Linked DNA regions of Mus musculus: region 2 is linked to region 1. The links are chromatin loops, found by intact Hi-C in ENCODE. Cell type or tissue: heart. All regions are shown on one strand. Each heading gives the region's core, and the rest is flanking DNA. Links, peaks and the distances in the headings are about the cores only.

The links. Peaks named below come from ENCODE experiments on the same cell type or tissue, not always from the same donor. Only the 100,000 strongest peaks of a DNase experiment are listed, where the experiment ranks them.
Region 2: a loop joins it to region 1, with 5 times the contacts of the local background. A loop is called at or near these places in 1 of 42 quality-filtered maps.

The regions. Positions count from the first base shown.
Region 1 is chr8:94,426,748-94,442,390 of GRCm38, reverse strand. 9330175E14Rik (RIKEN cDNA 9330175E14 gene) reads left to right here and starts at 7,288. Exons shown (of 3, transcript NR_015514.2): 1 at 7,288-7,555; 2 at 7,915-8,164; 3 at 8,245-9,264. It also overlaps a transcript of Nlrc5 not described here. In heart, for the core only: a CTCF peak has its summit at 8,000; a DNase peak (open chromatin) is centred at 8,040; H3K4me3 peaks cover 886 bases; H3K27ac peaks cover 371 bases; H3K27me3 peaks cover 3,748 bases.
Region 2 is chr8:94,335,960-94,351,602 of GRCm38, reverse strand. Slc12a3 (solute carrier family 12, member 3) reads right to left here. Exons shown (of 25, transcript NM_001205311.1): 9 at 11,840-11,924; 10 at 10,956-11,110; 11 at 10,726-10,833; 12 at 10,265-10,388; 13 at 8,476-8,577; 14 at 7,434-7,589; 15 at 6,710-6,809; 16 at 5,717-5,828; 17 at 5,181-5,321; 18 at 2,945-3,051; 19 at 1,699-1,781. Among named protein-coding and RNA genes, the nearest start is that of Slc12a3, 15 kb to the right of the region's middle. In heart, for the core only: a CTCF peak has its summit at 8,163 (motif pointing left); DNase peaks (open chromatin) are centred at 7,482, 7,662, 8,092 and 10,632; H3K27me3 peaks cover 955 bases.

The DNA of each region.
Region 1 (15,643 bases), core at 4,140-12,139:
GGCTATACAGAGAAACCCTGTCTCGAAAAAAACCAACAAAACAAAACAAACAACAACAAAAAAAGAAACTAAATGATTGCTTCAACAGATTTACATTACTTTCTGCTTACAGGCATAGTCTCAACCAGCTGGAAAGTTCTATGAATTGCAGAAGTAGCAGGATGCTCCCCACAGCCCGCCCTTCAAGAATGTGTGCAATTTTCTAGCTTTTGTCATAGGAAGGCTACTTTATATGACAACCAGTGCATCACTTCCTAAAGGTCTGGAAATCATCTCACTTTTAAGATTATTTTTTAAAACATATTATTCACCAGGGACAGACATAATTCCCTAAAAGAAACTCCCAGAAGCAAACCATAATGAGGCTGTTGAATTGGAAGAGTTGGGGATTGTGTTGCTGATCTCAGGGCTGACCTAAGGTATGGCTGCCCTTGTAACTGGGCTAATCCTTCTGAAAGCAGTGCTTCATTCAACACCTGGCTGAGAAGTTTCTCCATGACTAATCAGGACATGAGACACAGGAACTGAAAAGAGAACAATTTTCTTGCTTTATGGTTTGATTTAGCCCAAAGCTCAGTCCCCAAGCCTCCTATGCTCACGCAGCAGACATCTGGGTAAGTCCTTAGGTAGAGACTGATCTGTCCATCTCAGTGAGAGGATGTAAAACAGAGAGTGGTTTCTTTGCTCACACAAGACCCTGAGATCACTAATGCTGATGGGGATAGGGATGGGGATGGGGATGGGGTAGGGGTGGGGATGGGAATGGCTCCATCCTTATGCCCTAGAATGGGTACCAGGGAACAGGGCTGTCTCTGGGCTGCTCACAGTAGCAATCCATTGATACAATCTTCAGGATTTAGCAACATGGTTTCAAACATTTTAAAACTAAAGGCCAACCTCTCCCTTGAGAAGTCCTTCAGAACCAGCCAGAGGAAGCAATCCAGTGCATAGACGGAATAGAGGTCTGGCTGCTGGCGAATGTTCACTGTAAGCACATCTATGCCTGGATGTCTGAGGTTGGATCTGCCTTTTCTGAGATGGAAATGCACCGGGACACAAAGTCATCCACCACACCACCACGCAGAGGAGGCTGTGGCATCTCCACGGGGCTCTGGGCTGTGGGGAGGGATGGTGACACTGCTTGTCGTGGCCCAGGGGTGCTGCTCCTTTGTAAAATTACATGCAAAATATCAACACAGCAGAAGCAGTTACGAGCACAAAGGCCAACGTTGAACAATGTTTCCCCTCATTCTGCTCTCCCTTCTTCCCCTCCCCTGTCTCATCTTTGCCTTTTTCTGCCATCCTCCAGTCACTGTGGGCCACCGTTCCCTTCTTCTCCTCTCTCAAACGTTCCATGTGCCCCTCATGAGCAGGCGATATCCAGCCTTCCTCCCAAATAAAGACTTCCCCAGGCCTTTCAGTATTAAAAAAACAAGTTTGTGAATCACGGACAAGGCGGAGGAGGAGACACAAGTCAGGGGCTTGAGAAATCAAGGAAATCAAACATGGTAGAAGCTGGGGAAAGAATGCAAAAGTCCTGATGAATGCCTATAATCTGATTAATGATAATTAATAATCATAATTAATGCTGTTGTCAGCTTTGGTCAGTGGAGGCTGCAAAGACTCACTGGCCAAAAATAATGACAAGAATAACTATTGGGTGCTCAGCCGTAAATGGGACATTTATATGTGCACTTGGAGGCTTAGGTAGGATTGTGAAAGAAGAGGCAAGAAAGAATATAAGAGTCAGAGGACATATCTAGCAGGAGGTGCTGATGGGGCCCCACCCCTCCCTGAGTTAATGGCAGATGAGGCTGGGGAAGACATTTTAGTTACTGGTAAATGCTGCTGTGTACAAAGCCTCACACAGGCTTCTGTAACTGACCCTAATGAAACTCACTGGGAGACACACAAAGAAGGAAAGACAGGAAGGAAGGGGAGGGGAGGGGGAAGGGGAGAGAGAGATGGGGAAAGAGAAGAAAATTAGGGGCTAATCTCTCTAATGAACATAGGTATAAAAATTTTCAACAAATGCTAGCAAACCAAAGTTCTTAGTACAAAAAGCACATTTGCCATGATCAAGTTGTCTTTACTCAAGGCCGCAGTGGTAATTCAACAAATAAAATCAATAAATTTAATGTACCATAGTCTCAAAAACAAAAATTGCAGGATCATATCAACTGATACAGAAAAAGCCTTTGACAGATCCAACGCCTATCTTTTCGTGATTTAAAAAAAACTATAAAAAATTAGGAATAAAAGGAGCATATCTCAGCATAATGTATCTAGTTATGTATAGTTATATAAATATATAAAACTATATATGACAAACCTACAGCCAACATTATATGACAAATTCAAAATATTTCTGCTAAAATCAGGAACAGGGTAAGAATGTCTACTTTCTCCACTCTTAATCTACATAGTACTAGAAGTCTCAGCTGAAACAACAAGACAAGAGAAAGAAAAAAAAAAGGATGCAAGTAAGAAAGAAAATAACACCAATTTGAATATCATGCAATGAGTCAGTACTGAATGCATCAGAAAGTTCTTAGAACAGATAAATACTGGGCAAAGTGTCAGGATGTAAATGGCACAGAAGTCAGCAGACTTTGTATCCAATAATGAACATGCTGAGAAAGAAATATAAAAAGTACCCCATTCATAATTGCTTTACAAATAAAACTTTAGAATAAATCTAATCGAGACAGTGGGACTAAGACTTCTACATTTATCAATGTAATCTTAAAACACCAAAGAAAGAAATCAAAGATAAAAGGCTATGGAAAGACTTCCTACTGTCATGGATTGGTAGAATTAATACAGGAAAATTGACATATTACAGAGAAGAGTTTATACATTCAATGCAATTCTCATCAAAATTCCACTAACATTCTTCATAGAAATAAAAATAAAATTGTACAATTGTAGAAATACAAAAGATCCCAAAGCAAAGATCTCAAAAGATGCCACAGCAGACCCGAGCGATAGGGACAAACTAGCGGTATCACATTCCTGGTTTAATATATACTATGGAGCCATAGTAACAAAGACGGCATGAGACTGAGACACACACATCAGTGAATAAGACAGAGGATAAACCCACACAACAACACAGTGGCTATCCGATTTTTAACAAATATACATGCCATAAACATATGTTGGAATAAAAACAGAGTCTTGAACAAATGGTGCTGGATATCTACACAGAGAAGAATGAGACTAGGTAGTTATATCTTCCCTTGTGCACACACACACACACACACACACACACACACACCAATTAAAAATGGGTCAAAGACTCTGATGTAAGACGTGAACTCTGAAACCACTAGAGAAAAACTCAAGCCTAACATTTCGAGATACAGGTTTAGGCAAAGCCCTTCCAGAGAGGATTCAGAAAGCATGGGAAACAATTCTAGGAACAGAAAGATGGAATCAGACACAATGTAAAGCCTTGTGTGCAACTTAAGAATCTACAGAGTGAAATAGCCCACTGGCGGAACAGTGGACAAGCTGCCGCACCTGTCCATGGGGCAGCTGATGGACAGCCGGACTAGATAACGCAAACAGCTAAATACTAGACAACCAAACAACACAGTCAGTAAATTGGCTAATGAAATGAGCAGACAGCTCTCACAGACTAAGGTAAAAAGGACCAATGGACATACAAATTTTTTTAAAATTAAAAAAGAAAAAGGTTCAATTCCTTAGCCATCAGGAGGATGCAAGTTGAAATAATAATGAGTTCCATCTCACCCCACTCTGAAAACAACAAATGCCATTGAGGATTCAGGAATAGGAAAGTATACATATTTGTGTGTGTGTGTCTGTGCATGTGTGTGTCTGTGCATGTGTGTACACTCACTGGGACTGTAAATTATTTTAGCCAGCATAGAAATTAATACAGAGGTACTTAAAAATAAAAGTTAAAAATAGAATCACCATATGATACAGCTGCACCAACTCATGTACAGCTGAAGGACTCCAAAACATTACATCCCAGAGACGCTTGCACACTCATGTTTATTATCCATGGTATTGCAGCACCACTCACAATAGCCAAGTTTGTATGATCAGCCTGAGTGTCTGCCAGTAGTAAAGCGGATAAAGAAAATGTGGCATAGACACACACACACACACACACACACAAATGGTATTTTGTTCATCTATAAAGAAAAAGAAAGATGGTGTTTGCAAGAAAATCGACCCAGCTGGAGATCACCAGACAAACTCAGAAAAATAAACATTGAATGTTTTCTTTCATTTGTGGATCCTGGATTTTATATAGATGTACAAAATAATACATTATTTTATAGATACATAAAATACATATATTAATTTTTACATCTAATATATACTGTATGTATGTATATATACATATAATATATATATGGTCAAAGTACAGAATATACTTGCATAAGTAGGTTTTTCTACACACAGAGAATATACAACCATAAAGAGGGCTGAAGACATGGTTCAGTGGAAAAGCGCTCACTAGGTATGCCCAAGGCCCTGTGTTTGATCTCCAGCACCAAAATAATAAATATAGAGAGAAAAATAAAAGATTATTTATTGCATTAAATAAAAAAAAACCTGTCCACACTCTATGCAGTACACTCTCATCATGAGAGAGAGAATACACATGTGTGTGCATGTATATGGTCATGGAAGCACATATGTACGTCTGTATATTTGTATGTGTATGATCTAAAGTCTATTTAGCTGAGGCTGATTGTGTAGGGGAAAACACTGGATACTCTTGTCTGTAAAGTCTGAGAGAGACACTGGAATAAGATACAGAAACCCAATCACACTGCTTGTTCTTGCTTGTCTTCACAGATAGCATCTGAGTGACTGGATTTTTTACTCTATAGATGTATTTGTTACTTAATTAAGTAATTGATTAAAAAAAATGCTGGAGACAGGGTCTCAGTACCTAGGTTCTGAGACCAACTATGTTCCAACTCTCATCGCCTCAACCACCTATATATACTGGGTATATGGCACCACACCTGAGCTTTGGTTTTATTTTAGCATCATACATATTATTTAGTTTAACAAGTGACTTTTTAAAAAACATATCTGAGTTCATTAAAATATGGTAACAAACACATGGAAAAACCTAGTGCTAGAGGGTCTCTGCATATCAGCTTCTTGTAATTACCCTTCAACAAGAGTCATGGGTGAGTCAGTCAGAGGGTGGCCAGTGCCTCTCTGAGTTAGAGTTAGGAGGAGCACCATATGAGGTCATCAGGAAGATCGAGCAATCTGGAGCAATGGGTGTGTCTATGCTATGATTTGAGGCAGTGACAGAGAAAGGGAAGAATCCGAAGTCACAGGTGACCAGAATCACAAAGCCTGCTACCCACATCTCCGAGATCCACAGAATGGAAGACTCAAGGCTCTCCTAAAGAAAAGAATGGGGGTCATGCTGCCTCTACCCACTTTCAGGGACCCAGAAACAGGAGTTTGTTTGTTTTGTTTTTGGGTTGTTTTTTTTTTTTTTTTTTTTTTTGGTTTTTTCGAGACAGAGTTTCTCTGTGTAGCCCTGGTTGTCCTGGAACTCACTCTGTTGATCAGGCTGGCCTCGAACTCCCAAATCCACCTGCCTCTGCCTCCCAAGTGCTAGCATTAAAGGCTATCAACTACACTCACAGAAACATATTTGGTGAAGAGAGACGATGCTTTGCATCCTGAGAACACCTACAAAGAGGTTTTTGCTTGTCTTCTGTAGTAAGGATAGAACCCAGAATCTTCTGAAGCTAGGCAGATCTCTTGCCCTCTCAGCCGTGCCTTCCCCCAACACTTAAGTGTTTGCATCTCTTTTGCCACAATTCTCTGCTGGTGGTAGAGGAGAGATGCTGGGATGATGTATCAGATGTGGTTAAAAAAACAAAAGTTCCATCAAGCGCTGGCAGAAATGGCTTTTTATTTTTTTATTCTCTGCAGTCTGCATCCTCTGAGGATGCTAGTAAAGGGGCCTTCCTCTTTCCGATTGGGACACTTTGGTTGCTGGGATTTTTGTCTTTCAGCTTGTAGTTGCAGTCTCTGCCTCCCCAAGATGGCCGCCTTCCTGAGGTATCTATGTGGATATGCTGATCGCCTCTATTAGTGGGCAGAAGTCTTACTGGGCCCACCCTACAACCTCATCTTAAGTGTCTGCAGTCACCCTGTGTCCAAATAAGGTCACGTTCAGAGGCAGTGGGGATGTCTTCTTTACCCAACACACAGCACAAAATATGGGAGAAGAGAATCTACAGAGTTTTGTTGAACTCTTTCTAGAGGGAAGAGAGAAAGAGAGAGAGAGAGAGAGAGAGAGAGAGAGAGAGAGAGAGAGAGAGAGAGAGAGAGAGCACATAGACATTGACCAGGTACTGCTATCCTCGGGCTGGTCCGGGAACAGGTCTAGGCAGACTTTCCCAACCAAGTGCTTACTAGGCCTAAGCATACTTAGCTTCTGAGATCAGGCCAACCTGTGCTTTCTGGGCAGACCGGACTAAGCAGACTAAGGCACTAAGGCGTTCCCTTAGCTTCGGCATTTGTCCCATCAGGACCCCAGGCTCCTCACACTTGTGGCCGAGGCATTGTTTCTATTTCGTCTCACTCGATTCAGGAGATAAATTTTGAACATAATGTCTGTACTATAGATGGGGAACCAACCTTCCAAGATCTGAAATCGTAACTCATGGTCATGATGCACAGTATTGAGAGCACCCAGAGGTCCTATTCCAAGACAGATGGGCGCTGGTCCTGGAGGCAGGGCAGGCAAGGCATAATTGCTGGTGCTGGTCTGTGGACAGTACACCATGAGGGGCCTTATGAACTTCCAGTCACTCCCGCCCACTCTGTTCTCTGGTGGGAGCTCAGGCCTGGTGCCTTATTTTTGTGGCGCCGGGGACTCAAACCAGGGTCTGCCCTGTCTCTGAGCTACATCCCAGAGGGAACCTGGCAGGTTTCCGGGTTTCCTTTCTTTGCAAGAAAGCGATTCAGGAAGAGAAAGCTGCAGGTATGGCTCAGCTACACCCACCTTTGGTCATTTTCTAGCCTTTTCCCCCAATCATGAAGGTCAATTTTCAAAATACCTTTTCTGTATGAAGCCCCTCCCGCCCTTTTCAGAAGAATCCTGACAATATATACCAATAGTACTGAAGACCCAGAATTCTCCAGGAACCTCCCAGAGCTCCCAGCTCAGCTTTTCTGAGTGGAAAAAAAATGGTTTAAACCCCACGTGGCATTGTGGTAGGCCAGGGACAAAAGGCTGCCCAGGCTTACCCTTGTGACTGGAAAGTTTCAATGATCATTAGAAATACAGGTGATGGACATTCAAGAAACATCGTTCTCTTTTAAAACACAATATTCTGTTTTGTTTTTGTTTTTGTTTTTAAAGATCCCTGTCTTTTTGTACATTCCTTAATATCTAGTATTTGTTCCAACACAATGTTGGTAGCCAGAAGCCACCGACCTGAGGTTGGCAACTCTTAGAGAACGCAGCTTTCCTCTATAGAACAGCAAGTTGCTACGGTTCAGCCAAATTCTATCTGTCTAATAAAAGGTGGGGTTTTGTTTGTTTGTTTGTTTGTTTTGTTGTTTTGGCTGAAAATTCAGAATTATATGTAGCAAACAGGGCGGCTTCTGGATTATTATTAAAGCAAAGGCATTGAAAAGAAAAAAAAAAAAACAAGAAGAAAGTATGGTTGGGGGTGGGGGATGACAAGTGTGGCAGGCACCAGGAGAGGGGGCGCACAGACATACAAAGTTTTTTCCCAAACTGAGCCACTCCCTCCAATTTCTGTGGTCCCCAAATTACAGTGTCCGACTGCATTTTGCTAAGCCACCAGTACCCCAACCCACCCGGGCCCCTCAGTCCGTTTGTCTATCCACCTAGCCCCTGACACCCCCTCCTCTCTCTAGGCACAGATCTCCCTCCGCGCCCCGGCTTGGGCAGGTAACTCACCAGTTCAGCTCCCTCTCCACCGCGCTCTGTGGAAACTGAAAGTGGCCACTGAGCGGGCGCTGTTCGCTAGTTCATAGACTCTACTGCCGCTGCCGAGAAATCACGTGGATTCAAAGTGCCAGCCCCAGGGCGCGCGAGTAGCGTGCCCGGAACCCGCCGCGGCTTGGAGATCGCAGCGGGACATGCCTCTCTGACTACTGAGACTGGGTAAGGTGGGCATCTGCCAGGAAGTGGGTGGGGCCAGAGCGCAGCAGGACCCGCACAACCCTTCTTTCTACACTTCCCAGAGACGATGTAGGATGAAGGCAGGAGGAGCCACTGAGCAAAACTTCGTGGAGTTGGGTCCAGGGTCCAGTGGCGACAGCGGCTCATCACCTGAGACCTGACCTGGACAAGCGCGGCCTCCAGGTGTGTCTCTGCTGGTCCCTGGGTGCAAGGGTTGCCTAGGCTACAGAAGAAAGCTTGGTGCAGGGATAAGGGATGGAAAGAGGTGGGCGGTAAGAAAAGGACTACAGGGCCAGCGTCAGCCCTGGAAAGTTCCTGTCTCTGTTCCAAGTTCTACAACCTGCCCTGCCTCTTGTCTTTGTCCCAGAACAGGAGGCCAGGCTCCTCCTGAGGATGGTTTCTGTGACATCCCACAGTGAAGCAACTTTCCCAGAATGCTCTGGGGGAGGAATGGGGAGACAGTGCATTAGCACTGTAGGGCAGGGTCATCAGCACACCCATGACCCCCAAACCTCAGGCTCAAGTCCTCCTCTTAAGTGCTGGCTACATCACCTTAGGCCAGTGGTTCTCAGCCTTCCTAATGCTGGGACCCTTTAATACTGCAGCCTCACGCTGTGCTGACCCCCAACCATAACATTATTCTCGTTGCTACTTCATAGCTGTAATTTTGCTACTGTTACGAATCATAATGAAATCATTTGACTTGGCAGAGGTTGGGTCCCCCAGATTGAGAAACACTGCCCTAGACAAAAGTCTTGACTCTGAGTTTCAGTTCTGTCATCTGTCCTGAGGACCAGAGAAGGAGCACCTTCCAATTCCTTCAGAAGAAGTTAGAGCAGATGTGCTGTGTGCCCAAAACTCTTAAGAAATCCTTCTACGTTAGTCCCCTTCTTTGGATCTCAAATTCCTGTGACCTTCTAACCTCCTCCCTCCCGGGACCGAGCCGGAAATCTAGAAAGTTCTTGACAGGCAAGAGTGTGTGTGGGGGGGAGTCATTATTATTTTGACTGATTACTTATGTGTGACTCTTAGCTTTCCCAACCTTACCTGGCTCGCCTCTTACAAATAGATGCCTTGTTTTTAGCCAGCCTCCGTTTCCTATTGTCACATGGTGGAGTCCCAGCCTGTGGTACATGGTGGGCTGTCATCTGTTAGTGTGAGAAGAGTTACAGCCCAACAGTAAGGCTCACCCCATATTCTCCCAACCATTATGTGTTGCTGGACCTACATCCTTCCCTGCTGACAGAGGGCTTTCAGTGGACACAGACAAGTAGCCACCACCCAGAAAGACAAGCACGGGCCATATTTAGATGTACTTAAACCCACACAGCCCCATGAAGGATCCAGGCAGAGGTTAACATCTCATTAGATGTCTCATCCAGAGATGTCAAGGTCACACAATAATGGCAATGAGAAACACCGGATCGGAAACCCAGTTCCATGCCTGTTGTGGAAACAGGCCTGCCAATAAGGGTTCTGAGAGAACCATTTCCCCAGAGTTACCCTGTGTTCGGTCTGTGTTATGAAGGTATCCTATGAGCTCAGATGCTGCCATCTTCATGAGACTAGGACATTAGACCCTCTCCTGAGTTTCTGGCCACTCCTCCCAGTCACTTGTGTGCAATTCTGCCCTAATTGCATGAGGCCTCTAGACAGGGCAAGAGTATATAGGCTGGGGAGAACTAGAGGGGAAGGCTCCACCTATACAGCTCTGGGGAAGCCATCAAGCCATCGTCCATGCTGGGTGGAGACTTTCCAGTGTAGCTGCTTTGGGGTCACTGTGCTCTGTAAGTAAGAAAGTACAATAAACTCACTGGTTCCCCGGGGAGAACTGTGGTGAAACGGACTTTTGGGTTGTAATTAGGAGGGGAAGATAGATGCTGTTCACATCTCCCCAGGGAAAGACTTTTCATAGCAGCTCAACCAATGGCTTGAAAACCATGAATACCAGGTTCCCTTGGCTAAAGTACATAGGGTTCTTCTTTGGTGGCTTGCATGATTATCCACTTTGGAGAGCTGGGTCCCTGTGTGTGAGAACTGGCCCAAAGTGCCAGAAGATTGAAGAAGGGTGAACAGACGGAGACCTGGACAGAGTACACTTCACTGGGAACTTACTGCAAGTGTTACAGCTCTGAAGAAAAAGCCTTCCCCAATGGAACAGCTCTGCTCTGAGGGGGAACATTTCCCCAGTGCAACTGTTGCTGCTCTTAAGGCTAAGATATTCCTTGGCAGTTAGGTTTGTGTAACAAACCTCATGCAAGAGGGTATCTGCTATTGCTCAGGTAAGCAGCAACAATACAGGGAACTGAACAGGAGACCTCTTTGTGTGTGTATGTGTGTGTGTGTGTGTGTGTGTGTGTGTGTGTCCACAGGAGATTTCCAAGGCATGGATTGGTGAGATTTCAAGTCAAGCTCAGGGATTGGTGGGATTTCAAGACAAGCTCAGGGATTGGTGGGATTTCAAGATCAGGGATTGGCGGGTTTTGATAGGTTTTCAAACCTGGAAGTGGGCTCGAACCTTTAACCTTACACTTACAGATGGAAATATTAGGTGACTGTAAGACAAGTGGATCCCCACACCCCAAGGAGGTAGAAAGGGTCCTTCATTTGGGAAAAAAAGTCCCCTTTACCTAAGGCCTAATAAACCAGCAGCCTACAGACCAGCAGCCTACGGACCAGAGATGAGAAGATGTACTGCTCAGAGCCCTGGCTGGGGGAAGCACTGTTTGCTGTCTGGAAAGAGCAGAGCCATAGCCTCCAGGCAATGGATTCTAATCAGGTTTGCCAGCATCTGACCTGGGCCAAGGTTGTCCTGGTCCTTAGAGGTTAACCCAATGCACAGCTTCTGGAATGGGGGAGGGGGGCAAAGGAATGGGGGGTGGGCGACACAGAGGAGTAGGTTTCAGAGAGGGTCTGTCTGTTCTGTTCGAACAAGCCTCTGCTCTCTGGGTTGCCATAGATCCTGTTATATGCTCTCTGGGAACCTGTAAGTGCCCCACCCCCCAACAGACCTAGAGACCTGCTCCAAAATGACAGACAAGGATACTGGGGGTGGGGGCAGTACACCTGTTTTCTATTATTGCTAAGGATGCCTTCCAAGGTCCAAGCTAGGGTATGGGGGCTGCAAGAGGACACTCTAAAGGGCTTCTCAGAATGTCCTTAGTGATGTAAGAGTTTCTGGGCATGACATAGGGGTTACCTGGGTGGCAAGCTCTCCTGCCTATGCTCTGTAGCATTAAGGGAAAGCCTTGGGATTTAGGGGCTCCTTAAGGGAGAGATCCACTGTAGCTTCTAGCCAATGTCGCTACCCTAGAGACCATTACAGAGCCTGAAATTCCTGTTGGACATCTGGGGCTGACAAACACTTTTTTTTTTAGATTTATTTTTATTTATGTATGAGTGCTTTGCCTGTTTGTATGTATGCTAAGTGCATGTCTGGTGCCCTCAGGGACAGAAGATGGCATTGGATCTCCTGGAAACTGGAGTTAGGTACAGTTATGAACCACCACGAAGGTGCTTAGAGCCAAACCTGGGTCCTCTGCAAGAGCAACAAGTGCTGTTAACTGCTGAGCCATCTCTCCAGCCCCTAAGCATTTTTTTTTCCAGGAACCTTTCAAGAACCCTCCCCACGCCCCTGGCTGCATCTAGTATCAGACTCATGCTCTGAGATCCAAGGGCAGAAGAGAACAGGGATAAGGGGAGCTCAGACCATGAAAAGGGAGCGGAGAGGGCTTGGAACTTGCTGCCTAGTCCAGCTTAATTGGTGAGATCCAGGCCAATGAGAGTCCTGGTCTCAGATGCAGTAGACAGTGAACAAGTGAGTTTATACTCTGGTCTCTACAAGCAGGCACAAAGACACATACACACCTGCACACACATGAACACAAAGATTCACAAATGCACGCACACATGCATTTGTTTGTTTGTTTGTTTGTTTGTTTGTTTGTTTGTTTTTTCAAGTCAGGGTTTCTCTATATAGCCCTGATCATCCTGGAACTCATTCCGTAAACCAGATTGGCCTCGAACTCAAAGATCTGCCTGTCTCTGCCTCCTAAGTGCTGGGATTAAAGGCATGTGCCGCCACCACCCGGCTGTACATGCATTTTTAAAAAGGTGACTTTACTTGTCTCACAGTACACATACATAATAGCCTGTTGTGGAGGCTGGAAAGTCTTATGGCATCATAAGTATGGCCTCAGAAAAGATATCATACTGCTTCAACTCCCAGTAAAGACAGGCAAGGGGGCACAGGTGGAGAGGGGGGAAGACAAGGGGTGGTCCGGCTTTATCACAGTCTGCTTTGGGAGTCACTAATCCACTCCTGATTGATCAGGAGCTCACGACCCTGAGAATCAGCTGAAAATTTATAAAAATAAAAAAAAATGCAGAAACCCCTCTTGCTTCTCAAAGGCTCTGTTTCTTAATACCGTGTGCGTTCTGAGGGCTGTGAGGACAAACCATCCCACGGGGCCGGTGTACTGGCCCATGCCTGAAGAAACCCATCCAGGACTGGAGCTGGAGCCGAGGGGTGGGGAGGTCGAGGAGGCTGGAAATCTGCGGAGGGGACCTTCCCTTTGACATTAAAGTTGAACTGGCTTGCCTATTCAGAGACTCTATATTTCTCTTCTGTGAGACTCTCCCATCCATTTCACTTCCTGCTTCCCTCACCCTGCAGTGTGGGGACCACATGGGACAGTGGATGAGTCAGATGCTCCCATTTGGACTCAGGCAGGAAGCTGGTCGGGGGGTGGGGGGGTGATGGGAGCTTTGAGGGTGGGGAACAAAGGGTTGTCAACACTCATACTTGGATGATGAGGGAGAGACCAGGACTGGTCCCAGGACTCTTGCCTGACCATGGTGTGGCTGTGGGGGTGGTTGTGCCCAGGAACCTAGAGATGCTATGTAGGCTTCTGCAGAGAGATCAGCACAATGAAAAGGATAAGGTTAGTGAAAGAAAAGATGACTGTGTCGCCAAGTCAGGGAGGGAGTGAATGTTTCCGGACCCCACACGTGCCACCGTTGGCTCTAGCCCCTTTTCTTATACGGCTACTTAGTTCGTTCCTGCTCAGCCTTTCAAATGTGGCTTAAGTAGCCCCTCTACCACTGGCCACCAAAAGATGCAGGTGTGCAGTGAAATGTGGGTTCCACGCTGATTGTGTCATCTTCCTTGGTATGATAGCCCAGTGTCCATCAAAGGAACTCAGAGCCAGCGATTGGGCGCTTCACCAAACCCTAGAAATCTCGTCCTGAGATCGATAGGAGTGGGATCCCTCTCCCAAGCTCCTGGCCTGCGTGCCCCAGTTCACACAGCCCTGTGCCCACAACCTTTAGCTGCTAGCCAGGTTAAACTTCCTTTCCCCTTATTGAAGTCCAGCAGGGACACTTGGAATTCCTCCTCGAGCAAATGAGGCCTCCCCAGCACCTTGGGCCTACACTCACCCTGATAGCTCTTACTCATCCCACAGAGGTTTAAATAGATTTTGTCCTCCACCCAATACTCTGAACCAGTTCCCTGTCGCTGTTCTCGGGTGTGTGTTCTTTGCCCAGGCACTCACTGCCACTCACGGTCCTGCCTGCCTGCACCCATCTGCTTGGCTAAGCTTCCCTTTCTCCAGCCAGGGTACTCAGGCCTGGCTTGGTCAGGAAGAGGGAAGAAGCAGACACCAGGCAGTGGCAGCTGGTGCCCAAAGTGGTTGTTTCAGGGCCTCTGGTATGAAGTGGAAATTTAAGGGTTCTTTGAAAACTCAGTAGTGTCAGATGATGTTTTGCTGGGGCAAACACATGAAGGGGTGTTTTCCTGAAGCAGACTCGGGTGAAAGGATGTTCCGTAAAAGCAAACATGTGAAAGTACCCCACCATGTGATAGGATGAAGGATTCGATGCTGACAGGGATGCATTGGTCTGCCTTTCTCTCCATAGAGAGAAACGCACCAAAAAACTTCTGATGGAATGCGGCAGGTCCTTGCTGCTTCCACAAACTCGGGCCAATTGGCAGAATGATGTCAGCTGAGACAGACTCATGGGGAGTTTTGTTAAGTCAGACTCACGTTGTGATGCAAGACACCTGGTGAGGCAAGACCCATAGAGGACACGTGATGTTTGGAGGGCGTGTAAATAGGACTCAACAGCCGATGAGAGGAGCTTGCTAATAGAGCTAGCTCTTCAACACATTTTGGTCTCGGGTCTTTGATGATCTTTGCTTTGTTGAGAGAGGCACCGCAGAGAACTTCTACTGGTGTTCCTGTTGATCTTTGTCCCTCCTGCTGACTTATGCCAATTCAACTGAAGCCTGGCTGTCTCTGCTAGGTCTTGCCACCACTGCTGATTCGTGTTTGCTATCCCGATCTACCGAACTGGACTGCTGGTATATTCTTGAATCTCGCTGCCACTGCTGATCAGTAAACTGAACTGTTGATTTCCTGATAATGCAGATGGGATTTGCTCCAAAGAACCATTGCTAAACAGGTCCAGTTCCCCTGTACCCTAATACCCTTTCTTTCCCTCTGGTGGGTGATGGGCTGGAAGTGAGGTTAAAGCTTGTAAGAACCATCATGAAAAGCAGGTTTTTAAAAAAATTAAAGTTACACTGGCACAAGTGTGGATAGGTGAATGTCACTCCATGCCTTCTGGCACTCGCTCAAAGACCCTGAACCTCCTCACACCGAGGGCTGACGGTCTATCCTTTCCTTCCTTGTTTTCAGTCTGTGAGGTTGTGTTGGGCTCACACACATTGACAGGGCAACTGATGCCTTCTGGCCAAGGTGACTCCTTGTCCTTGGTAGAAGGCCCCTAACCCTCTGCTTGGACCCCAACAGCCTGCTTGGGTGTTGGCAAAAACTGGTAACAGTGACCAGTAAACAAAAACCACTAGGGTGGTCGCTGCAACTCTTACAACTTCAGGAAGGCTACGATTGGGGTCTTTGGGGAATCTCCCCAGGAACTGCACAGTTCCTGGGAAAGTTCCTCTCTGATCTCCATGTTTCAAACTTTTTTTTTTTTATCTTGGGAAATACCTCATTACATCAAAAGAAACCTCAGATTAAGGAAATACTTGTCCTTTTAAAATCCAGTGGTGTAAGACTCACCGAAAGGCAAGCCCCCTCATTTGGGGAGAAGTCCTTGAAATCGCACCATGCATAGCCACAGATGGTCTTTACATCCCTGACTAAAGTCAATTAATTACCTTACCCAGATGAAGAGGCACCCAAGAAGGGAAAAACTCTCTCTCCACATTTCCTGACTGTTATAGCTGCAATCTACCAATGCATAGGACCTCTTAAAATGGGACCCTCTGAGGATGCTGCATTTCCCTAGTCAGGGGAGCCTAAGAATGCCCTGTTCCAGATCTTACAGCCCATAAAACAGAAAACAAAAGTCATATATCCTCCCACCCCCTTAGGGTCCCTCTGAGAAACGGCCCCATAAGCCCTCGGCCCCACCAGCCCCTCTCCCTGCACTCTG
Region 2 (15,643 bases), core at 3,428-11,427, 90 kb after region 1:
GAGCATGCAGTGGCCAGAAGCATCCTGCAGGCTGGGCCAGACACAGCTAATGTCCCTTCCCATACTTCATATAGTGCTATTTGAACCTTTTCCTGGCCCCCAGCTCCCTCTCCCTGGATGCTGATGGGCACTGGGGGACGATTGGCTGGAAGAACTCTGTCCCATCAAAGCATCCCCATGCAGCATCCCTGTACAGCATCTCTCTGAAGCATCCCTGTGCAGCATCCCTGTGCAGCATCTCTGTGCAGCATCCCTATGCAGCATCCCTGTGCAGCATCCCTATGCAGCATCCCTGTGCAGCATCCCTGTGTATTATCCCCATGCAGCATCCCTGTACAGCATCTCTCTGAAGCATCCCTGTGCAGCATCCCTGTATAGCATCCCTGTGCAGCATCCCTGTGCAGCATCCCTGTACAGCATCCCCGCACAGCATCTCCATACAACATCCCTGTGCAGCATCCCCATGCAGATAGAGCATATCCATCTTCCTGTACCTCTTCTTCCCCTCACAGATGTAGCAGGACATCTCTTACCAGCTGCCACTTTCCCCCACACCCCTGAAGGAAGGCAACTGCATGCTGCTCCTCTCTGCATTTGAACACTGAGAGGGAGTCTTACAAGGGGTGGAACTAAATGTACCACGGGCTGGTCATCTTCAACAGGAAACCAAAACCTATAGTCACCCAGCCTTGGTGATTAGGACACCACTGTCACAAGAGAAAGCCATTTACTCTTGGCCAAATTCCTGGATAACCTGATAGTAGCATTCCCATAGGATAAGAGTACCCCGATCTGAGCAGGTGGGGAAGGGGGGCTGGCCCATGCTGGGCACAGATGGCCACAGGCTCCCTTGCCTCCCTCTCTGGGGTCAAACATGGGATTAACTGCATAGTGTGTATGGGGGGCGCATCGGGCCTGTGCACCTAAGCCATTCTTTCCCCAGCTCTGTTCTCCTCGGCATCAGCCAGGCCTTGTCCTCAAAGGGGCCTCTGAGCATCCGTCTCCTCAGGATAATCTCATGTCTGAGGTGACCTGTGTGTCCATTACGCTGAGCATCCAGCATCGGCTTTGTCCCTGGAGGCTTGCCACCCTGGGTGAGGGAGCTTTTTGCTCCCTGCCTAGAGTATGATCGATGACTGCCACAAAGCTTGCAAAAATATTTGTTGTCTAGATGCTGTGGACATAAGAATATCTTTGGTCCCGGGTGATAATACCTCTGCCTGCAAGGAACAGAATCCTGCCTGCATGTCTGCCAGTCCTGACCACCCTTTGTCTCCCCCACGTCTATCACTAAGTCAGAATCTTCACAGTCAGGTGCAAATGCCGCGAAACATGTTTCTGTTTTGAGTGCCAAGGACAGACCTGAGATCCAATGGTCAGAGCCCATGGCCTTTAGGTATTTTCTTGATGGTGTTTATAGATGCCTCTCCTCTATCAGGTCCACCTGGTTATCAGAGCACAGCAGTGACTTGGAGCACTCTAGTCTCCTTTCTGGCCCTAGCTGGAAGTATGACCTTGCCCTGGTCAGTCACGTGCCCTTTCTGGATCTCACTTCCATTTGGAAACTGACGGACACCAAGGAACCATTAAGAATTGGCTACCTCAGAGTCTGTGACTCGACTAACACTTCCCTCTCTTCCACTGCTTAGAAAAGGTATTGGTTTTTTACAGGGCTCATCAGATGCAGCAGGTACTCACTGTGGGTCTGCAGAGCCTCGGAGACATTGAGCCCCTCGCGCATCCTCATGACACAAACCCCGTAGTTGAAGTCAAAGGCATCACTAGAAAGAAGATGCAGGGTCAAGCTGCTGGCCCTGTGACCTAGCTCCCAGGAGATCCCGTCTAGCCTTGGTCTGTGAGCCTCAGTTTCCCTATATGTGCAGTAGACAGGCAGCACTGGAGTGTCATCCACGACACTCCTGGGGAAACCAAATTGGGTCCTGCTCCATGTCACACTCATGAGTTGATCTTGTCAACCTCTCTGCCCACAACAGTGGGGCTTGGTGACTCCACTTTACACAGGAAAACATGTCCTGGGATCGGGGTAGCCTCATCACAGTCAGACAGTAAGGAACGAAGTAGCTGGGACCAAGACTATGTGGCTGGGACGATAAGCCGATGGACAGGTGTGCACATAGGAATGGCCACTCTCACATGACAGGTCACTATAAAGGATGTCTTGAAGACTTCTGACCCAAGAGTATATTTACTGACTCACTGATAATACCAAGGCCTCCCTGAGCGTTTGACCCATTGGGCTATGCTTGCCCCTCATTAGACTCCTTCTCAGACTGCCTTAGACAATAGAGTTCCCGGGAGCCTGGGGGCCAGATTTTCTACCCCATGACATAATTGTGGTAGAGTCAGCCATAGTCAGAGCTGAGTTATATAGCAGGTTAACAGCAGACCCAGATGTGGGCTGCAGGGCCCCAAAGCTCAGCCTTGTATTTTGATATGGGACAACAGCGGAAAGCAATCCAGACAGGCATCCCCTACATCTGGAAGGGCAAGAAGTGGAGGTGCTGAGGCTAAGAGTCAATCTTGAAGCCTTCTGGGACTGTCCTCAGTCCTAGCTCCCCATCTCTGCTCCCTGTCCCACCTCAGATCTGTGTGCCTGGCAACTGTGAGCTTCAAGGATTTTCCCTTAACAACCACCCTTCTCGGCTCCTCTGAAAAGCTGAAAGTTCCTGCGACCCCAAGCCTGCATCCCAGAAGCACAACTGGCCAGTGCTTTCTCCAGTTTGCCACCATCCCCACGGCTCCCCAGAGTCTCACACCTAGCCCACTTTCCTCTCTGCTGCCAAGTCCCTGATGACCTCAGGGTCTATGAAGGTCAAGGGGAGACACCCTCTGCACACCCAGCCTCTGCTCTGTTTCCCGCTATCCAGGAAGCCCCGGTGGCTCAAACCGACAGCTCACAGGCTGCACCTGCACGCTCACTCACTGCAGGACACCAATGTAGTCCTCCACTGTGGCTGGGTGGGCAGACTGCCAGTTCCTCTTGAATCCAACCACCAGAATGTTCGGCTTCATTCTCCCAAGCCCTGAGGCCTACCGGGGTCGGGGAGAAGAGTCGAGTCAGAGGGTGGTCTAGCACCGAGGCCTAGGATCACAGGGGCTCTGTCCTGTGACAAATGACCAGGGAGGGGCTCTTGCTCCTCCCAGCCACCCCTCCCACCCAGGCTTCAAGGGGCTCAGGGTTCTGTCTATACAGAAAGCATGAGACTTGAGTTTGTGTGTCAAGTTACAGCAACCTTGGGCCACCTAGTCTGAATATCCTCCCTTCCTCCCTGTCTCTCCCATTTTCTTCCCTCCCTCCCTCTTTTGTCGATCCTCCTGCCTCTGCTTCCAAAGTGTGGGGGTTACAGACGTCCACATCCTGTCAGGGTCTTCCCTTTCACACCCCCCTCCTTCCCTCCTTCCCTTCCTCCCTCTGTTTCCCCCTGCCTCTCCATCTCCTTCTCCCTCTTCTATGTCAGGATTCTTTAAAATATTTGGAGTGAAATCAATATAGTAAATTGACCATTCGGCCCAGGGAGAGACAGGAGTCAGATCTCTGTGAATTAGAGATTAGCCTGAAGATCTACATAGATGGTTTCAGTTAGCCAGGGCCATACTGTTAAGACCTTGTCTCCAAAAGAAATCATTTAAAAGTATACAATTCAAAACAAATTCACATATCTCTCTATATCTATATAGGTCTATCTATCTATCCATCCATCCATTTATCATCTATCTATCCATCCATCCATCCATCATCTATCTATCTTCTATCTATCTATCTATCTATCCATCCATCCATCCATCCATCATCTATCTATCTTCTATCTATCTATCTATCTATCTATCTATCTATCTATCTATCTATCTATCTATCCATCCATTTATCATCTATCTTTGTCTATTATCAATCTCTATCTATCATCTATCTATCTATCTATCTATCTATCGATTTATCATCTATCTTTCTATCCATCTATCCATCCATTTATCATCTATCTATCTTCTATCATCTATCTTTGTCTATTATCAATCTCTATCTATCATCTATCTATCTTCTATCTATCTATCTATCTATCTATCTATCTATCTATCTGGACATGGTACACTTGCCTCTAGTCATAGCCACCAAGAAGCTGAGGCACATAATGGTTTTGCTCAGTGCTAGAGCACCTGCCTAGCACACAGAAGACCCTGTACTTGATCCCCAAGTATCAGTCCCCCAACCTCCCAAAGCTAAAACAGGAGGTCCTTTGCATGAGTTGGAGGAATTTGGGGTACACCTGGCAACACAATGAGTCAAAAGCTAGCATGCTCTGCATGGTAGTTACTTGTCTCAAACAAAACAAAAGAAAAAAGGAACCCACAGAACAACCAGACACCAAGCACACACTTCACTGCCTCATTACCTCTACCTACTTCTAAAACGTTTTTGGGGAAACTTGGGAGCGACCTCAAACATTTTTTTTTCCAAGTTGAGAAACAGCTAAAGCCGTTAGAAAGGATTCTCAGATGCCTTCCATGACGACACGGAGCAGTGAACTCACTGCCCAGCGGGACAGTCTAGATGTCAGTCTGAGCCATGGTTATCACCACTGTGGGATGGCCGCATGGTTTACACCGCTGTGAGCCATGGTTTACAACCACTGTGAGCCGTGGTTATACACCACTGTGGGGTGGCCGCACATGCAAACATTTGATACTTCATGGTTTCCACCTTGCTAAGTGTAAACTATATCTGGAAAAAAGTAAGAGGGGGAAAGGCTTCCCATCTAACCTGGAAGGTGAGGCAGGAGGATTGCAAGTCACAGCACACCTGGGCTGCAGAGCGAGCTCAAGGCCAGCCGGGATAATTTAGTGATACTTAGTCTCAGATACTTTTTGGTTTGTTTGCTTAGTAAAATGACATCAAGGCCCTAGGCCCAATACTGATACTGAAAGAGAAAAAATTTTAAAACCTAAACTAAATTTAGACTCAGATAAGGCAGAAACAGGATCTGGGCAAAGCCACACAGTCCCCACAGGTTCCCAGGAGTCCTGGGCGCTCTTGAACCAGCGCAGCTTGAGACATAGGCAAGTGGGGATCCCGCTGCAGCCACCTAAGCTTCAGCGAGACCAGCACAGTCTACCGTGCATGCTGCCTCGCTGACTGAGTCCTCTAAGAAGCCTGGTCAGGACACCTGCATGAGAATCTGGACGCCACTGCGCAAGTCCTCAGCGATGACGTCAGAGTAGAAGGCCTTGATCTTCCTCTTGTTCAGCCACTTGGTGTGTCCACTGGCGATGAGCCGGAGCTCGGGCACTCTCTGCTTGCCAGGTCCCTGTGGGTGAGGGACAGGTGGTATCATGGCTGTCCTCCCTCACCATCCAGCCTGCTCAGCCCTTGTCCCGTCCTAGAGGCTCCCCTGAGACTCGGAAGCACCGAGTAGTACTCTTGGTTAGAGCGGACGAGGGAAAGTGAAAGAGAATGAAAGCTAGAGGCAGCGCTTGGATGGTAGATGTAGGGTCAACCTCAGCTACAGAGTGAATTGAGCCAGCCTGGGCTTCATGAGACCATGTCTTAAAAGAAAGACCTGGCCAGATTCTGCTAGGTCCACTTCCCCTGCCCCTCCTATCCCTGGGTAGATGCTGCATCCAGGCCCCGCCCCCCACCCACACACCCTAGGGTATAGGTGCCCTCCCCCCACTCCCCACCCAGCCTCCCAGGAGTACTCACAATGAGCACATGACCACAAATCATTAGGCTTAGGTTCTGGGTAAATGTGCTCACAAAGTCCACAAGGGCTGGGCGGAAGTTGGGGGGCCCTGTAAGCACCAGGCACTGGGGGCTAGGGAAAGGAAGAACACAGCGTGAGGCATCAGGAAAGATGCTTTAGGTCCTTCATGCTAAAGGAAGATGCTCTCTGACTCCCGAATCCTGGTGGTCCTGGGTGAAACTTGTGTGCACTGGGACACATATTGTGACACATTGGGGAGGCTGTGATTCAAGGGATCTTTCAGGATTTTTTTTGAGGCCATGATATTATAAGTATCCCTGTCCTTCTTGCCTGGGCCATCAGACACACCAGCCTACCTACTTCCTTTGCCCTGGCAACCCCAGCGTGGCAAAAGCAGAGTACCGATCAGTCATAAGGAGGCCATTGTTTAAAAACTCACTGTACCTTGCCCAGATGCCCGAACCTTTATGTTGGGAGTCAGCACAGGTTAAGCATTCCTGTCAATCAGAGCCAGACTCATTGGTTCATTTACCAGCTGGGCAAACAGGGGTTGTTAACAGCTCCAAACCTCACTGGTCCTTTTCTGTGTCTGAGGTTAGTACCCTCAGAGGTTTGTCATGAGTGTCTGTGGTCACAGTAGGTGGGTCATAGATCTCACTGAATCTACTACAGCCAGGTGAGAAGAAGATGGAAGGTGAGTGACTTCCCTTACCATTAGGGACTAATTTTGAAGGGCAGGCTTGTCACTGTAACCAACCCAGGATTGTGTCATAGGAATCAGACCATGTGATCCTGACAGCATGGCGTCCACTGTGGAAACTGAGACATGAAGACCTCTCCCTTGCTTTGTCTCTATCAGGCCGTGCCTGACCCCAGTCCTACACTGGCTCTTCCACCTTGATGCTACCATCCTGGTCTACCATCCTGGACCTGCCAGGGCAAAGGACCATGGCTGGCTCCAGGCTCCCAGCTGGCCCCAAAGCCCTGCTCACCGGTAGTTCTTGATGTGGTCTTCCACCTCGTTGAGGCCCACGGAGTAGCTCAGGGCCAGATTGTAGGAGCCAGCCTGTACTGAGGAACCCCAGTTCACCTCTGTGGGTAGAGAGGCGAGAACAAGACTCAGAACTGCAGGAAGCAACCAGTCCTGTGGCGGTGGGGGGGAGGAGGGACTGTCCTGCTCTCTTAGGCACAGAGCACCTTGGGAGCAAGGCCGTGGATTGATGGACAGGTGGCATCTCTGTTCCTAATGAGTGCAAGTCTGACTCCAAGTGCCACATATATGGCCACCTAATTCAAGGACATGGAGCTAGGGGTTGAACTCCCATTAGACAAGCAGACCTCTGTGACCATCTAGAAGGCCATGTTCAGATGTAGAGGTTTACGGTTACCTCCCTCAGACTGCAGTCCATCCAGGACCCTGCCTCATGCAGGTAGACAGTTTTTCTCAGTGCCCACCTTTGCACAGTCACTCTTGGTCACCCTGCCCTGTATGTACACATTAGCAAGTAGCCCCTCTAGGAATCTGACAGAAGAAATCTGGCTCTCAGTGGGCATTTTCCTTTGAGCACCGAGCTCAGGAAGGCTGTGGTAGAGGCCAGCCTGAGTCCCACTTGAGGGTGAAGCCAAGGCCAGGCTCCAGCTGGGATGAGGGGCCTGCCAGGCTACATGGCTACCCAGGCAGGGAGTTGGGGGCCTCAGGGGTCAGTGGCCACACACCTGGCTTCTTGTAGATCACATAGAGCAGGAGGAAGAGGACGACTCCGATGGCAATGAGAGCAGCCCACCAGGTAAGCAGGAACATGATGACCACCGAGATCACTGCCCCAAACAGCGCCGCCCACTTGCTGTAGTATCGGAAGGAGGGTCTCCATCCTGGGCGGGGCCAGGCCAGTGCACATGCGCATGCTCAGGAGCATTCTCCTTCCCAGAGCTACAGCAATCTCCATGCTTCCACAATCGGGTGCTGCTGTCCTGGCCTGTACCCACTACCTCTAGGGCCCCACCAGCCTTAACTCCCGGGGTGGGGTAGGAAGGCTCTAGGGAGTACCACAATCTTGCCTGTTGGGCATTTATTTCACCATGGTGACAAGCTATACCAGGAAGGAAACATCCAGACCTGGTCAAACACAGTCCCAACATCAGCAACAGTACCAGATCCCAAGGGTCTTATGGAACCCAGGAGATTAAAGGGATGAAAAGAGGACTTGATTCTTCCTAGCTCTGTGCTATTTTAGGGCCACTTCTAGTGACCACTGTACCATGGTGCATCTCTAAGAGTGCCAGGCACAGTGTGTTCTGTCTGGAAAGTGGCAGGATAACAGGCCCTTTGAAGATCTGGGATTCAAGTATTTCTCTGCTCTCTATTGCCATCTGCTAGAAGGTTTGCAGCAGCCGAAGAAGCAGAACCACCACTCCAAAAATCTATGCAATTAAATTGCTGCAGTATAAACAGCGCCCCCTAGCGGTCATCTGTGCACAAACAGCTACACCTTCCGTGACTAGGAAATTCATCCCTTTCTGAGCAATCAAGACTTCTGACACCCGAGAAATTGGTGAAGGGTGGAACTATAGAACAACCTCCATCCCCCGTAAAGGATGCACTATGCTCTGTAAAGAATGGCTGGCTTTGTTAGGGTACAAAGATTCCCTTCGTGTGGTTTTAAATGTAGGCTGTCCACCTCCACCATGCCTCCCCGTCTCCCCCCTACCCCTCCCCGTTCCTCCCCACTTTTTTGTGGTTGGGAGAGAGTCTGCTCACCAGGTGAGTTGGTGATGGAGGCATGGAAGCAGCTGAAATTGATGAGGGCGTAGGAGCAGAGGAAGAAGTTGGAAATGATGGGGGCGATGGTGTTAAGTTCAGCTTCGAAGACCCAGAGAGAGAGGGGCAACACGTTGGGGCTCCACCACAGGAGCTGCCTGGCACACACTCACAAGATGGTCCCTAGCACAGCTAAGCCTGGATGCTCAGTCAACTCAACCTTCTCATCTGGGAAGCGAGTCCTTTGCCCCATGAAATTCCAAGGGTCAGTGTCTTAGAAAACCTTAGCGTCAGTTTTTACGAAGACGGAGAGAGCCGGCAAGATCACTCAGCAAGCATCGATGCTGCCCACCAAGCCTGCTGGCCTTCCATGCTGGAAGAAGGGGACTCCTGCAGGCTGTCCTCTGACCCTCATGTGTTCCTGCTCCCCCATAACAAATGTATAAAAATATTTAGAAGGTAGAAGACAGGGGGATGGGCCTTTTCAGGCTACTGGGTGACTAAGGACAGTGGCCATGACACTTTTTGATCTCAAATAAATGTAAGGAATGCATTTGTCAATGTGACCCAGGACCCCTGAGAACATTTCCCAGTCCTGTCCACAGTGGGCTTTCTCTCCCTTGTCTCCCTGGCCCCAGTACACTCACATAATCGTGTGCATGTTGAGCTTAGAGTCTCTCTGGGGAGCCCAGAGAAAGACAAGCAGCTCTTTGGGGACAGGTATTTCTTCACATAATCTTATTAGGTCCCCTTGAGTATTTAGGGCCATAGTCCTCAGTTGGGCTAAGTCAGAATCATCAGCCCAAAGGTACCACCCAGAAGCCTACAGCTCTAAGAATCGGGCCTGCGCCTGAGCAGTAGGAGACAGGGGTGGATCTTGAGAAGGCCAGACGACTCACTTCTCAGTCTCCTAGGTGAGCCACTTCTTCATATGATGGAGGATCTAGTATCTAGAATCTTCCTTTGGGCAATAGCGACCAAACTATTAGGGCAAGTCTTATGGGTGGGTGACTAATGGGACCAACCTGAGCAGCAGGGATCTAACTCTAACAGGAAGGTGTTGGTGGGAGGGGTGAGGAAGAGGGGAAGGGAGGGAGTGGGGCAGGGACTGTCACGTTATAGGGTAGTCGCTTCTCTTTTTCGAATTCTGCATCCTCGGCTGCATTAACTAGGAGATATTTGGGTATGTGCATCTGTATGGGGTTGTGCCCTCCCACACGCTCTCTTTCTGCCCATCTGAGGCTTACGAACTATGCACTGCCCCTTACTCTACAGCGGAGCAAACGGTGGCTCAGAGAAAGGACTTATCAACGGTCAAAGCCAGCAGAGACCAGTCTACCTAACCGCTACATGGGTGAGAGGCTGGCTTTGTCTAGTTTATGCATGTATACAGATAGTGACTGAGCTAGCCATTTGTGTCAGCTTGGCCCATCACCGGTGTCCTTGGGGCGGAGGGGTGGTGTCCCAGCTGTCAGGACACTGGAATGCAGAAAGCAGGAAAGACACAGAAGTTCCCTCACTACCTGGCGTGACTCGCCACCCTGTCTGGAGGGGGAAAGGATTGTGTGGCCTTCCAAGGGCCTTCCAGGCTGGGCTTCACCCAGGCAAAGGTTCATGTTCTGGGACTGGGGTGTGGCTCGATAGTAAAGCAGTGTTTAGTTTGTGCCTGGCCCTGGTTGGTCCCATCCCCAGCACCAAGTAAGTGCTGTTCACTGAGTGCCCAGTGACATGGGGGTAAAGGGAGCGGGTCCGAGGACCTTCACAGGGGGCAGGAGGAGGAGCCCCTTACCAATGATGATGAAGGCCACAGCAATGGCATAGGCCAGCAGGTAGCCACGCACAGGCTCCCTGTTCTTGCCATAGCCTTTGCCAAAAAAGCCAATCAGAGGGTACAGCTGGTCTTCACACAGGCACTGTGGACAGTGAATGAAAACCACACTCGAACTCTAGCTGGGACCTCCCCTTTGCCCTTCTCAGGGCCAACCGTGCCCTTGACCCTGTGTGCCCACACCTCAGCAGGTTTCCACTTCTGAGAATGATAAATAACCCAGCCCTCGCCTCGCCACAGAGATAGGGCTACTTCCTTTAAGAGTTTGCTAGCCTGTTTCCCTTCCCTTCCACCCAGACCCATAGCACATGACCCACTTCACAGCAGCCTGGATGGGAGGGGCATGGGGAAGTGGGGATCTTCCTACTCAGCTCTTCCTAGCCATAAGCCCCCCCCCCCAGGCCTTCTTTCTGCAACCTCACCTGGAAGACCTTAGCAGCCGAGACAAGACAGGCCAAGGCAGAAGACAGGGTGGCGCCAAAGATGCCGGCTGTGATCAGGGGTGCGAAGGCAGACACCATGCTCATGGTCTGTGGGAATGTGGGGGGTGCTGAACTAGAAACACTACAGGGCATCCCTTCCCCACAGCAGGCTGTGGTCCTGACATCTCAGCCCACATTGGGTGTCCAGCAGCCAGGCCCACGGCTTATACCTGGTAGTAGTTGATGAGGCCATAGCGGCAACTGCGCTGCTGGGAGCATTCTGTGAAGTTCCAGCCATAGCCACAGGCTAGCCCTTCGCAGGGGCCTGGACCAGGAGTCATGGTGTCGTTCACATCCCCAGAGGCATCTCTCACCACACAGGAGCCTGAAAGGAAGGAGGTGTGTGGAGGTGTGTGTGTGTGTGTGTGTGTGTGTGTGTGTGTCCCCTTTCTTCCCTTTACCCTCTTCCCCATCTCCAAAGGCTGATGGCCACCTCTGCAGAGGGTAAGACACTGTGGACAGGGTGGCTTATCATGTGACAGCGTTAATGATAGTAGCAGGTATGGAGGTATTTGGGGGCTCCTGACAATCTGAGCAAGGTAATACCCTTAATTTTGTTGTTGCTCCCTGTTAACCCAAGGCAGGGAGAGCTGAAGGGATGGGCTCCATGTCCTTAAAGCAGAGACCTGGCTCTCAGTCTCCAAGAGCCCATGAGAAAGTTCGAGTTCCCTGGCCACCTGTGAACAGCTCGCCTCCAAGGCGAATGCTGTAAATGAGTACAGAGGTGCTACCCCTCAGAGCCCTGGCTTTCTTCTCTAAGGCAATGGCAGAGCCCAGATTAAACGTGATCATTAGACATTGTGCATGGGCTTCACGCAGGAATTTGGATTTGCAATGTCTTTAGCTATCAGAGGGGCCTAGTCTGGCCTCACTCACCGTGAGCATACTACTGTCACTGTGGAGGTGACGGGTGCCCCCAGAAGCAGGGCTCAAGGGTCACCCCAAAGACCTGTCTCGGTTAGAGGCCAGCCCCACACTGCAGTCTCCTCCAGCCCTACTACAGGGCTGATCCACTTTTCTCATTCTTGCCATCCGTGCCGTGCTGGCTACTCACCGATGGTAGCTGAGATGGCAAGGTAGGAGATGGTGGTCCAGAAAATGGCCATGAGTGTTCCCTTGGGGATGGCTACAGCAGGATCCTGTGGGAGGGCATGGTATTATCAGGCAGCCTGTGGGATCCCTTTGGGCCTTAGTGCCTTGGCAGAGGCCAGGGCGAACAGCAGACCCTGACCTTGGACCCTCAGAACCTGTCCAGCCCTGGAAGAAGCGCGCCCATGACTTAGGAACTACAAGATTTGATCCCAGTTTGGGATCCCAGGGTTAAGATGAGAAACCTCATCAGCTCCATATCACACCCAGAGGGCCCATGGTAAGGCTCACTGGGAGTAGTGGTGGGAGGGGGCCCTGTGCCTGGCTCTTCACCTCAGATTCACCTGAGGCAGCCGGCTACCGCTGGAAATGCAGCCAAATCCTCTTCACTAGTTCTATGTATCCAGTGAATCACCATTAACTAGTTAATTGGTCTGGTTCTCCAGCAATAAAGAGACAGAAGACATTTCCCAAGCATTCTCCTGCTCTAAGAAAGATTTTTTTTCCCCAACAATAGTGGCATCCATTTCCCACCCCCTATGCCCACCCCCACAGATCATAGCCACCTCCTGGGCACTTTCTCAAACACAATTTCCTGAGATATGGCCTGTACGATCCCACCCAGCTAGTGAGGCGCTGAGGGTGGCAGGATGTGAGGGAGATGGCTTTACAAGAGCTCCAGGTGCCTGTAGGCCCACAGCCTCAGACTCCAGGAGCTGGTTCCTGAGTAGCCGCAGAGGTTGCTCTTCCACAGCAAGCTCAAACCAGAGACCCAGACCCCAACCCAGGGGGGAAGGCCAAGCCTGCCGTGAATCGACTGTCTGCAAACCTTCCAGTGCTGCATGAGGCCCAGTAGATGGATTGCAATGTAAAAAAGCAGGCTGACAGAATGCAGAGAAATGAAGGCAGAGTTTCACAGTGGAAAGTGGTGGCAACCCTGGAATCTGCTGGGGTCTCTGTTAGGGGATCCCATAACCCTAACCTTACTAGTGATGCCCAGCGACCTGAGTTGAGTCCAGTGAGGTCCTGGCCCCCATTCCAAAAGGCCATGGCCATCTGAGTGTGGAGATGTTGGAGTTTCTCACACCAAAGGACTTCCTAAGTCTCAGCTGTGGTCTTAACCCAATGTCTACTGTGATGAGCATTCTCTGACCTCCTCAGAATGTGCCCTTATTTGCTAAGAGGTCCTTGGAGCTGTAAACAGAGATGAGGTCATTCTTGTAAGGAGCAGGGATTCCCTGAGTGACTGAAATCTTGAGTGACTGTGTCAAGGATTCTGAGACCTTAGCCCCAAGGGAATGACAAAGCCTTACCCTGGTGAGACTCTAAAGGCTTGACAAAGCTTTCCTCAGGAGTCTAAGTGAGTGCCTCCTATATACAAAGACTGGTAGCATCTGACGCTTCTTCCTCCTTTAGATGCTTACAGCCTGAGGCTGCTCACCTACAGAGACTTCCTACCAAGGCTGGTAACCTCTCCCCTGTGCTGTACTTAATAAATAGGCAATGCAGAGATTCTGGGTTGCTGGTGGTAGGAGGCGTGCTCCATTGGAGTGCTGAGCCTCCACCAGACTCCGGTGTTCCTGTACATGTGTCTGTCCTTCCTTTGTCCCTCCCCCCCCACCCCCCGTCCGTAGTCAGGGTTCCCAGACCCAAGCACAGCGGGTCCTGATACATGCTGGATTAGAGTGGGCCTCAGCTGATGACTAGTGTCATATTAGAAGAAGGTACATAGAGATGTCACCCATCGTTAAGAGTGACACAGGTTAAAATGACTGCCAGTTCAAGGCAACATTGTCAGGATACCACACAGCTAGGACAAAGCTGGAAAGGACCGGTCCTCAGACCTTTAGAGAGGCACAGGCATGTTGTGAATGCTTTCACTGACGTTTCCGGGCTCCTGAGCTGGAGGCTGTGTATTTGAAGGCCCCTGGTTTGTGGGGACTCTGCAGGCACAGGAAGCACACTTAGCCCTCAGCCTCTACTTGCCATCCTTATCTTGGTCTGAGATCTGGAGACTGGCTGGCAAATCCAGCCCATCTCTTCCTAGCAGTGTGCTCTGCGACGCCCTGCCACATCTCTCTGAGACTTAGTTTCCCCACCTGGTGTAAAAAAGTGCTCATAAATGGGACGTGTGGATGAGGACCGTGCCATACACTCCGCATCCCTGGCCAGCACAGTGTTACACAGGCATGAGCACCTGAGCTCAGAGCTTCAGGATCCACCTAGCGTTCAGCGTGCAGCGGCTTGCATCTGTAATCCTAGGGCTCCCAAGGCCAGGTGGGAGTCAGGGACAGGGGACTCTCCAGCTCACGAGCCAGCTAGCCCAGTGTGTACAAGAGTAGACAGTAAATAAGCTCTGTCTCAAACAAGGTGGAAGGTAAAGACCAGTACCCAAGGCCATCCCCTGAATCCTATTACATATATCTTGTATGTACATCCTTAAGCTTACACATATGAGTACACACACACATGTCATATACACACAGAATATGGGACGGTCTATAAAGTGGGGCTAGTAATACAGCTCAGTGGGTTAAGTGCTTGCACAGACCCCGATAACCTGAGTTTGACCCCCAGGTCCCATGATGGAAAGGGAGAACAAATTCTTAGAAGCTATCCTCTGGCCTCTGTATGCATGTTGTAGCATGCGCACATCCAAATTCATACGTGCACACCACACACACATAGCAATCATTTTTCAAGCCACAAATAGCATTAAGTGAGACCTCCCCAGTCTACAAGCTTACACTGTGTGGCTCCTCACCGCCGTGTGACCATAGTCAGCCTCTGACCCTCTCTGTGCTTGGCTTACTCATCTGCATGGTGGCAACGGGGCAGAGACAAGTGCCAGCTCCCTGCTCTCCCATTCTCTGCCCTCTGTCTCCACCTGCTCTGTTAATCTCACTTTACAGCTGGGGGAGCTGAGGCTTACAGAGATTGCTCAGAGTCTCACAGTGAGGGCCCCGTTGCTAAACACACTCCCAAAGGAAGGGCAGAGCCACGCCCAAGAGCCAACTTAAGGCCTGAGCACAGAGGGCACTACAACATGCCACCGCACCCGGCTCTCAGATAGCTGCTGGCCCTGATGCTGGGCACTGGGGAGAGAGAAGCTTGATGACTGTGGTGGTTTGAATATGCTTGACCCAGGGAGTGGCACTATTAGGAGGTGTGGCCTTGTTGGCATAGGCTTTAAGACCCTAGTTCCCTGGAAGCCAGTCTTCTCCTAGCGGCCTTCTGAGGTAGAACTCTCAGCATCTCCTGCACCATACCTGCCTGGATGCTGCCAAACTCCTGCTTTGATGATAATGGACTGAATCTCTGAACCCATAAGCCAGCCTCAATTAAATGTTGTCCTTATAAGAGTTGCCTTGGTCATGGTGTCTGTTCACAGCAGTAAAACCCTAACCAAGACAATGACACTGACAGTTAATAGGATTTGAAGAGGGGTCAGGCTGAAGGCCTTCTGCCAGATGCTCTCTTGAGAAAGTGTGGTAAGCAAGCATCCTTCTCTGCGGACCTTATTCAATAGGAGGCTCTGCTCTTGGTTTGGTTTGGCAAAAAACGGTGCCTCACAGAGCCCAGACTGTCTCTGAACTCATTGTGTAGTAAAGAATGATCTTCAACTTTGCTGATCCTCCTGCCTCAGCTTTATGAGGGCTGGGATCCCAAGCCTGTACCACAGTGCCCACCGTGCCCACTATCATACCTACCATGTCTACCACACCTATTGTGCCCACCACACCCAATTCTTAATTCTGTGAGAAGCACA